2 separate regions of the Homo sapiens genome follow, and region 2 is linked to region 1. A link is a contact called in ENCODE Hi-C data. All regions are on one chromosome and are shown on one strand. Each heading gives the region's core, a stretch centred on a gene start or an enhancer-like site at or near the end of the contact. The rest is flanking DNA. Distances are from core to core; before and after follow the strand shown. Region 1 holds the start of SLC20A1-DT (SLC20A1 divergent transcript). Region 2 overlaps LINC02936 (long intergenic non-protein coding RNA 2936).

Evidence for each region. A loop is a pair of places that touch in the nucleus more often than their neighbours do. Pooled maps may share reads with other maps.
Region 2: a loop to region 1 is called in a map with no recorded cell type, with 6 times the contacts of the local background. The contact joins the enhancer-like site here to the promoter of SLC20A1-DT in region 1. A Hi-C loop is called at or near these places in 2 of 37 single-sample maps with no recorded cell type and 2 of 50 pooled maps.

The regions. Positions count from the first base shown.
Region 1 is chr2:112,642,049-112,646,211 of GRCh38, reverse strand. SLC20A1-DT (SLC20A1 divergent transcript) reads left to right here and starts at 2,032. Exons shown (of 5, transcript NR_033871.1): 1 at 2,032-2,113; 2 at 2,197-2,253; 3 at 2,919-3,033; 4 at 4,023-4,129. It overlaps SLC20A1 (solute carrier family 20 member 1), which reads right to left and starts at 273. Exons shown (of 11, transcript NM_005415.5): 1 at 83-273. RefSeq lists a silencer at 1-611 and an enhancer at 3,251-4,163.
Region 2 is chr2:113,691,374-113,695,536 of GRCh38, reverse strand. All of the region lies in intron 1 of LINC02936 (long intergenic non-protein coding RNA 2936), which reads left to right. Among named protein-coding and RNA genes, the nearest start is that of LINC02936, 11 kb to the left of the region's middle. RefSeq lists enhancers at 127-176, 1,437-1,566, 2,007-2,096. Within about 2 kb of position 1,821, at least 5 of the 41 ENCODE cell types and tissues checked have a DNase peak (open chromatin) inside an H3K27ac peak, as active enhancers do.

The sequences.
Region 1 (4,163 bases), core at 783-3,282:
GGCGTCCGCCTCCAGCGCCACGGCGTCCGCGCCCGGCCCCGGGGAGAAGAAAGAGCCTTTACGAGGCGGCGCCACTACTCACCAGGGAAAAGGGAGGGCGGAGCGGGAGACGAGGAGATCGAGGCGACAGCGGCTGGAGCCACGGGCACACGGCCCGGGTCGGCGGCACCGGGGACAGCTCAGCGGGACTCACGACCTTCCCAGGAAGCAGCCGCGGGGGTTTCAGCGGCCGAGAAGAAGAACCACGCAGAGAGCGCCGGCAGCCATCACTCCAGCGGAGCACCCCGCCGGCCCCTACTTATAGCCCGCGCAGCGACCCGCGTGACCCCGCCGCGCCTCGCGCCGGCCCCGAAGCCCCGCCCCCGGCATGACGCAGCCCTCCTCGGCCCGGCGTGCCCAGCCGGGTGAGCCCGACGGTGGCGCTCATTGGCCCGGCCCGCTTCGGCGGCCACGCCCCCAGCGGGGAGCCGGTCCACGTGGGGCGGGACAGCCCCCTCCCTGCGGCCTCGCCCTGGAGTCTCGGCACCGTCTGGCCCCGCCGGCTGATTACAGCCAGAGATCGAGGGGGACCTCGCTGTCCCCCTAGAGGCCGTCATGCGGGGTTACAGAGGCTGCGACCAAAGTCATTCCTAGCTCCTCTCTCGGGGCTCCGGAAAGCCGTCCGCGCCTCCAGCCGCACTTTCAGCGCACGCAGGACCTGCCGCGCCCGGTGGCCACACCCGTCCCTCTGCCGGGTGACGCTGCGGGAGATCTTGCGCCCTGGGGCTCCGGATCCAGTTCTGGCACGTTGTTGCACCTGTGACTTGTCCTTGGCCTGGCACTGTCCCTCGCCTGGGGGAAGCGGGGGGGTGGGGGGGGGATGCTCACGTGGTCGCTTTGCTCCCGCAGTCATGCACTTGGGTGAAAACAGACTGAAGAGTCACGGGAACCAGCTTGTCTCCCCAGTTATGGCGCAGAGCTGCAAGGATGGCTGTGGGTCATTAATTTCTCCGTGGCTGACCTGTGTTTGTAACGCCGCAGCTGTTGCGAGGGGGAAGGACACTGCTTCGGATTCAAATTCTGACTCCTTGCTGCAGTGTGTCACCTTGAGCCAGTCCCAGATCTCTGCGTTCTCACAATTGTAAAATGTTAACAGAGGCTGCCTACCTTGTGGCTGGAATTAAATGAATTAACGTGTGTGAATGTGACTAGAATTCAGTACATGTTCAGGAAAAGCTGATTTCCGCTTTGCTGTTACCGTGAATATTACTGTTTTAGGGTGTAGAAAAGGGTGGAAGGGGATGTTATTGCATCCTGGAAGCTTATCCTTTTGAGGTAAAGATTGATTTCTGGTCCCCTGCGTGGTATATAGTGTAGTTTTGACATTATTTAGATGTGTTATGCACATTTGGGTGTTGATTATATGGCTTACGATCAAGACTAACCAGTCATGCCGTGGGAGATTAAGGTCGTGGTCTCTTGTCAGGATTGTAGTGAGATTTAAAAATTCCAGCCAGAAATACCAGGCTTAGAATGCTCTGAAGCCCTCCCCACATTTTTGCCATCTCTAGCAGGAGGGCACTGCATAGCAGAAACAAAGACGTTGTAAATTGTTGCTGCCTGAGTCATTTATAGAGGCTTAAACAACCTGAATGTCCTCTGACCTACCTGTAACATTTGATGGAGTTGTATGAGTAACTTACAAAGCTGTAGGTCCCAAGGTCGGTCTGAAAAAGAAAGTTCATATCCGGGAGCACTGACCCCGTAGTGTAATCCTGGCACCTTAAAACGTACTGCTCCCTCCACCTTCACTTCAAGGTTATGAAAACATTGAGTAAAAGGGATGATCTGTTCAAAGTCCTTAGTGTTCTGCCAATTTAAAACAGTAATTTTCAAAGCAGTTATTTGCAAGGAAATTGCCTAGAACTTCTCCCAGTGTGCGGTTGTTTTGTGTGTTTGTGTGTGTGTTTTGTTTGTTTGTTTTCAGTCTGTCCACAGGCGTACTTTTATAGGTCTGTGATAGTAGGTAGCTCTTCAAGTTGGCAAACACCTGCTGGACAACCCCTGAGAGATTCATCTGAGTGAGAGAGCACTCTCCAGCCCCATCGGAGTGGGTTTGCAGGGAAATCATAAGGTAGAGATTCAAAGGAATTCCCTTGCGTTGCAAATGAAAACTGTATCTTCAGACTCTGATATAGTGTAATCCTTCCTTTTTAGGAAGAAATCCTTATCTTTCCAACACTGAGATGCTTCTGCCGAAGAGTAGAATGGGAGGTGAGGAATTGGGGTGGGCCCTCACTGCTTTGCCTCCGGATCAGTAGGGTACAGCCCTTGGAGACCAGGATCTTCCTTGGCTGGGACACCTTCGTCCTCCCCTAAGGGAGGAGAGGTAGGGATCTGCCTGTGGAAAGAAGTTACAGTGCCTTTTAAATAGAAATAGGAGGTAGGAGGACCGTCAGTTGTCAGTTCGTGCACAAATGGCATTGTTTCTGGCCTTATCTCTGAATGCTGAGGAAACAGGTCAGAGATCCTAAAGAGAATCTAATCTCTTAGAATCCAGGCATTGGCACAAACCCCCTCTAGCATCTTAGGGAGGTGGTTTGGTGTAGTGGTTAAACACATAGACTGTAAGACCAAACCACCTGCTCTGTCACTCACTAGTCCTGTGACCATAGGCAAATAAATTATCTGCCTCAGTTTCCTGATCTGTAAAGGGGTGAGATTGAGACTTCTAACTCACAGTGCTGTTGTGAGGACCAAATGAATGAATATATGTAAAGCCCTTGTAAAAGGGCTCTTATTCTCTTTGTTCAATAACTAGCTGAAGGCCTGTCATACATAGCCCATGTTTAAAATGAAGTATGTGTCAGATGTCAGGACCACCCTCTTCTCCCTGCCCTCTGATCCAAGCCCTTTCAAATTTCTCCCACGGCTCATAGTGAGGGGACACGCAAAACGGGCTGCTGCCGGAGGAAGAGGAACAGTGTTGTGGCTCATGCCATATGAATGGGCTCACTGGCCTGGCCCAGACCCTGACTGCCCACAGGATCTTTGGTGAGTCACTGTCACTGAGCCTGTGAGCCTAGGGTCCCTCTCCAACCTCACCCTCAGAGAGGACAGAACAAGATGACCTGTGGCATGCTGCAGAACACCATGTTGGGGACTGTGGGTTTAGAGTCCTCTTGGGGACATGTCCATCGTTCACTAATTCGGTGGAGTTGAGCTGCTGAGAGCTAGGAAAGCTACTCTCCCCCCGGATCCCAACCTAGCCCTGTGGAAGACCAGACAAAAGAAGGAAGCAATGACATTTCTGCACTTTTTAGTTCAGAGAGGCACAGTCAAGGAAATGCATTTGAGGTCACTGTTCGATGTACTTGAAGTACTCATCCTGGAAATAGTCTACTTGGAGTAGAGGGAGCTCAAGTGGGCATGGGAACGTTGTGGAACCAGACCAGGAACAAAGGCGGCTTCAGAGGCCGTCTGTGAGGACTTGCATGGGAGCAGGGGCGAGAACATCCAGGGAAGAGAAGGTAGGAGCCTTGGAGTAAAGGAGAACCAGCTCCTCTCCACCCACCAATGCCCTCCCCATCCCCAGATGAATGAGGTAATAATAATACCTGTAGCTGGACATGGTGGCTCAAGCTTGTAATCCCAGCATTTTGGGAGGCCAAGGCGGGTGGATCACCTGAGGACGGGAGTTCGAGACCAGCCTATCAACATGGAGAAACCCTGTCTCTACTAAAAATACAAAAATTAGTTGGGCACGGTGGTGCATGGCTGTAATCCCAGCTACTTGGGAGGCTGAGGCAGGAGAATCACTTGAACCCGGGAGGCGGAGATTGCGGTGAGCCAAGATCGTGCCATTGCACTCCAGCCTGGGCAACAAGAGCAAAACTCCATCTCAAAATAATAATAATAATAATATCTGTGATGCAGTTGAATGCTTACTGTGTGCCAGGTACTATTTCAGGTGCTCTGCATGGATTATCTCAGGTGATGCTCTCAATAAATCTCAGATGAGGTATTTTCCCCTTACTTTATAGACAGAGAAACGGAGGCACAGAGAAGGAAGCGGCAGTTAAAGCTGCGAAGAACCTAACAAATTTCAAGATTGTAAGTGCCTTTTCCCAGGATGCCAGCAAGTACTGAGGCAAGTATGATTGCCCTAGGTGCCAACTCTTATT
Region 2 (4,163 bases), core at 572-3,071, 1.0 Mb before region 1:
GGTCAGGCTGGTTTCAAACTCCTGACCTCAAATGATCCCCCCTCCTCAGCCTCCCAAAGTGCTGGGATTATAGGCATGAGCCACCAAGCCTGGCCTAAGTTTTAAAAAAAATTTAATTAAAAAATAATTGCATGTATTTATGGGATACAGTGTGATGCTTTGATACACATATGCACTGGGGAATGATACAACCAGGCTAATTAGCATATCCATCACCTCCGATAGTTACCATTTCTTTGTGGTGAGAACATTGAAAATCCTCTCCTTCAGGTCTTTTCAAATACACAATACATTAGTATTAACTATAGTCATCACGCGGTGCAATAGAGCACCAGAACTTAATCCTTCTAACTGATGATAACTTTGTACCCATTGACCAACCTCTCCCCTTTCCCTGCCCGCCCCTCCCTCCAGCCTCTGGTAACCATCATTCTACTCTCCACTTCTGTGAGTGTGACATTTTTAGAGTCCACACGTAAGTGAGGTCATGCAGAATTTTTGCTCTGTATATGCACATGTCTTATGTACAAGTAAAGAAGCTCTGCAAATTTTAAGACACCAAGGATGGGGCATTCCCACAGCGAGGCAGGCGCTGGGTGCAGGAGGTAAGTGAGGGAGTGTTGTTCCAGTCCAGATTTGATTCACTATTTCTGAAAACATGGAAATGCATTACCAAACAATTGGACAAATATACGTTAAAATTTAAAAAGAACCTTCTGCAGAAAAGAAAGGAGCAATGGGGATAAAACAGCCACACGGTCATGGGTGTTGCACGTATAATATTTTGTTCCAGTTGAAGCTCTGTGTTTTCTTAGCCAGTTTTCTCATGACTACTGATGTACTAAGTACAATCACACCGGAGCTGGCCGACGTTAGACTGTGGGCTGTGGCCACGGATGTCAAATAACAGCCCTGGCCTCGTCCACACAGTAAAGAGCAGACCTCACACGGGATGGTTTACCATCAAGGGGTCCAGACAGAAAGGCTGTTCTAGAACCCCTCTCACTTAAAGAGCACAAATCCGAATGAATACATTGTTTTATTGTTTTACCAGTAAGGTTCTTGACACTGATGACTTACCTTCCTATCCCCAGGAAACAGATGGTAAGTGTCCTTGAGGAGAATATCCCTTCACAGCAAATTCACATCTTTCCTTCAGCCTAGAGAGATCAGACAGAGATGAAGACCTCACCACTAAAGACCCACTCTCCTAGCTGTTTTGGAGAGGTCGCTCTTGTCTTTATAAACTTCTGAAGTTGTCTCTTGGCATATTTCCCTCCCCTCAAATCCTTATAAAAACAGGTGTGGCTAAAGCCTGTCTTTGCTGAAAGAACACTCTCTTCCTTAATAGAAAATTCTCTATTGAAAACTTATTTTCCCTGGCTGGGCTCAGTGGCTCACGCCTGTAATCTCATCACTTTGACAGGCCAAGGCGGGTGGATCACACAGTCAGGAGATCAAGACCAGCCTGGCCAACGTGGTGAAATCCTGTCTCTACTAAAAATACACAAATTAGCTGGGTGTGGTGGTGCATGCCTGTAATCCCAGCTACTTGGGAGGCTGAGGCAGGAGAATAGCTTGAACCAGGGAGTTGGAGGTTGCGGTGAGCCGAGATCGTGCCACTGCACTCCAGCCTGGCGACAAAGTGAGACTCCATCTCAAAAAAAAAAAAAAAAAAAGAAGAAAAGAAAGAAAGTCGTTTCCCTTTCTGGCTTCTGTGGTTAGCGGTGCAACAGTAGCAAAACTGGTCTCAGACATGTGAGTGGGAGGCAGGAAATCTGCAAAGTGACAATGGTCACCATGTGTACTCTTCACCCTTTCTGTGTGCTAGACCAGAGGCCCATGCTGGCATGCCATTCTGACATGCACTGTGAGGGAGCTGACATTCTCAGAACAAATGCCGCATGCGTGGAAGATGGAGGAGCCCCGTGCCAAATTCCTTCTGTTTTTATCCTCCTTCCAGTAGGAGCCCCAGATATCAACTCCACAAATTTGAAACTGTGCCAGACCAGAGTGTGTAGAGAAGTGTTTGGGGAACTGTGGGAGGGGGAGAAGATAATATTGGTATAATAAAATCAAATTCGGGGCTGGGCATAGTAGCTCACGCCTGTAATCCCAGCATTTTGGAAGGCCAAGGTGGGTGGATCACTTGAGGTCAGGGGTTCAAGACCAGCCTGACCAACATGGTGAAACCCTGTCTCTACAAAAAAATACAAAAATTAGCCAGGCGTAGTGGTGCCTACCTCTAGTCCCAGCTACTCTGGAGGCTAAGGTAGGAGAATGGCTTGAACCCAGGAGGTGGAGGTTGCAGTGAGCTGAGGTCATGCCACTGCACTCCAGCCTAGGTGACAGAGTGAAACCCTGTCTCAACAAACAAACACACACACAAAAAAAAAAGAAAAGAAAAAAGAAAAAATCAAACTTGAAAAAGAACTCCATTAAAAAGAAAAAAACTGATTTCATAACTATAATAAAAATACGCTATAAATATAGTAAAATGCCATGGAGTCTGTGTCTAACTCTGAAGAAAAAAAATTGTCATCTAAAAGACAGATTCTGGAACCAAACACCAGAAAAGTTCTCAAGAAATGAATGGCTTCTTTAGAAGACAAAGAATGAGTAAGTTCAGTTGTAACCAGAAGTGAAAGCAAAGTCATCTACAGCTATGCTTGGAGATGTTGGTCTTTTCATAGCATGGTCTTTTTGTGGCATGCAGCAGTGAGGGCAAAGAAACCACTAGGGAACTTTGAAGCCTTGGTTCGCTGCTGCTAGGGATTCCATTGTACAGATCTACTATGCACCAGTTAATGGATAGTTTACTTTATCTATGCACCAGTTAATGGATATTTGAATTATTTTCAGTTTTTACTTATTATGAATAATGTGGCTTCAAACACCCCCATGTACGCTTTTAGGTAGACATAAACCTTCAATTCTCTTCATAGATACTTAGGAGTGAAATTGATGGATCGTTTGTTAAGTACAGGTTTAACTTTTTAACACACTTTCAAACTATTTTCCAAATGACTATGTCATTTTAAAATCTTACCAACACATACTTGTCAATACTTGGTATTGTCAATCTCTTAATTATAGGCATTTTAGTGGGTATGAACTGAATGTACGTTATTCTGGTTTTAGTTGCATTTCCCTAATGATTAATTATTTGGAACATTTTTCATGTGTTAGCCATTTATATATCTTCTTAGGTGATATGTCTACTAAAATCCTTTACACATTTTTAATTAGCTTCTAACTATTGAGCTGTTCAAATTCTTTGCATTATCTGTATATAAATCCTTGATCAAATAAACCATTTGCAAATATTTTCTCCAAGTGTATAGTTTATCTGTTTACTTTCTTAATGCTGTCTTTTGAAGAAGAAAAGTTTTAAATTTTGTTGAAGTATAATTTATCAATATTTTCTTTTATGAATCATATTTTTGATGTCAAATCTAAAAATCTTTTTTTTACCTAATTCAAGGCCACAAAGATTTTTCTTCTATCTTTTAAAGAAGTTTTATAGTTTTAGTTCTTACATGGAAGCTTATGGTCCATTTAAATTAATTTTTGTGTATATCTGCTGGTGGGAATGTAAATTAGTACAACCTCTATAGAAAACAGTATGGAGATTTCTTTAAAAATTAAAAGTAGAGCTACCATTCGATCCAACAATCCCATTTCTGAGTATCTACCCAAAGGAAAAAAAATCATTATAAAAAAGACACCTGCATGCATATATTCATTGCAGCACAATTCACAACTGCAAAGATAAGGAACTAACCTAAGTGCTCATCAACCAATAAGTGGATAAGGAAAATAAGGTATATATATACCATAAATACGACTCAGCCATAAGCAAGAATAAAATAATGTTTTCTGCAGCAACTTTGATGGAGCCGGCGGCCATAATTCTAAGTGAAATAACTCAGGAATAGAAAGCCAAATATTGCATGTTCTCGCTTACCAGTGGGAGCTAAGCTATGGGTATGCAAAGGCATACAGAGTGATATAATGGACTATGGAGACTCAGAAGGGGGAGGGTAGGAGGGAGGGCAAGTGACAAAAAGCTACATATTTGGTACAACGTATATTACTCAGGTGACGCTTGCATTAAAATCTCAGATTTCATCACTGTACAATTCATCCATGCAACCAAAAAC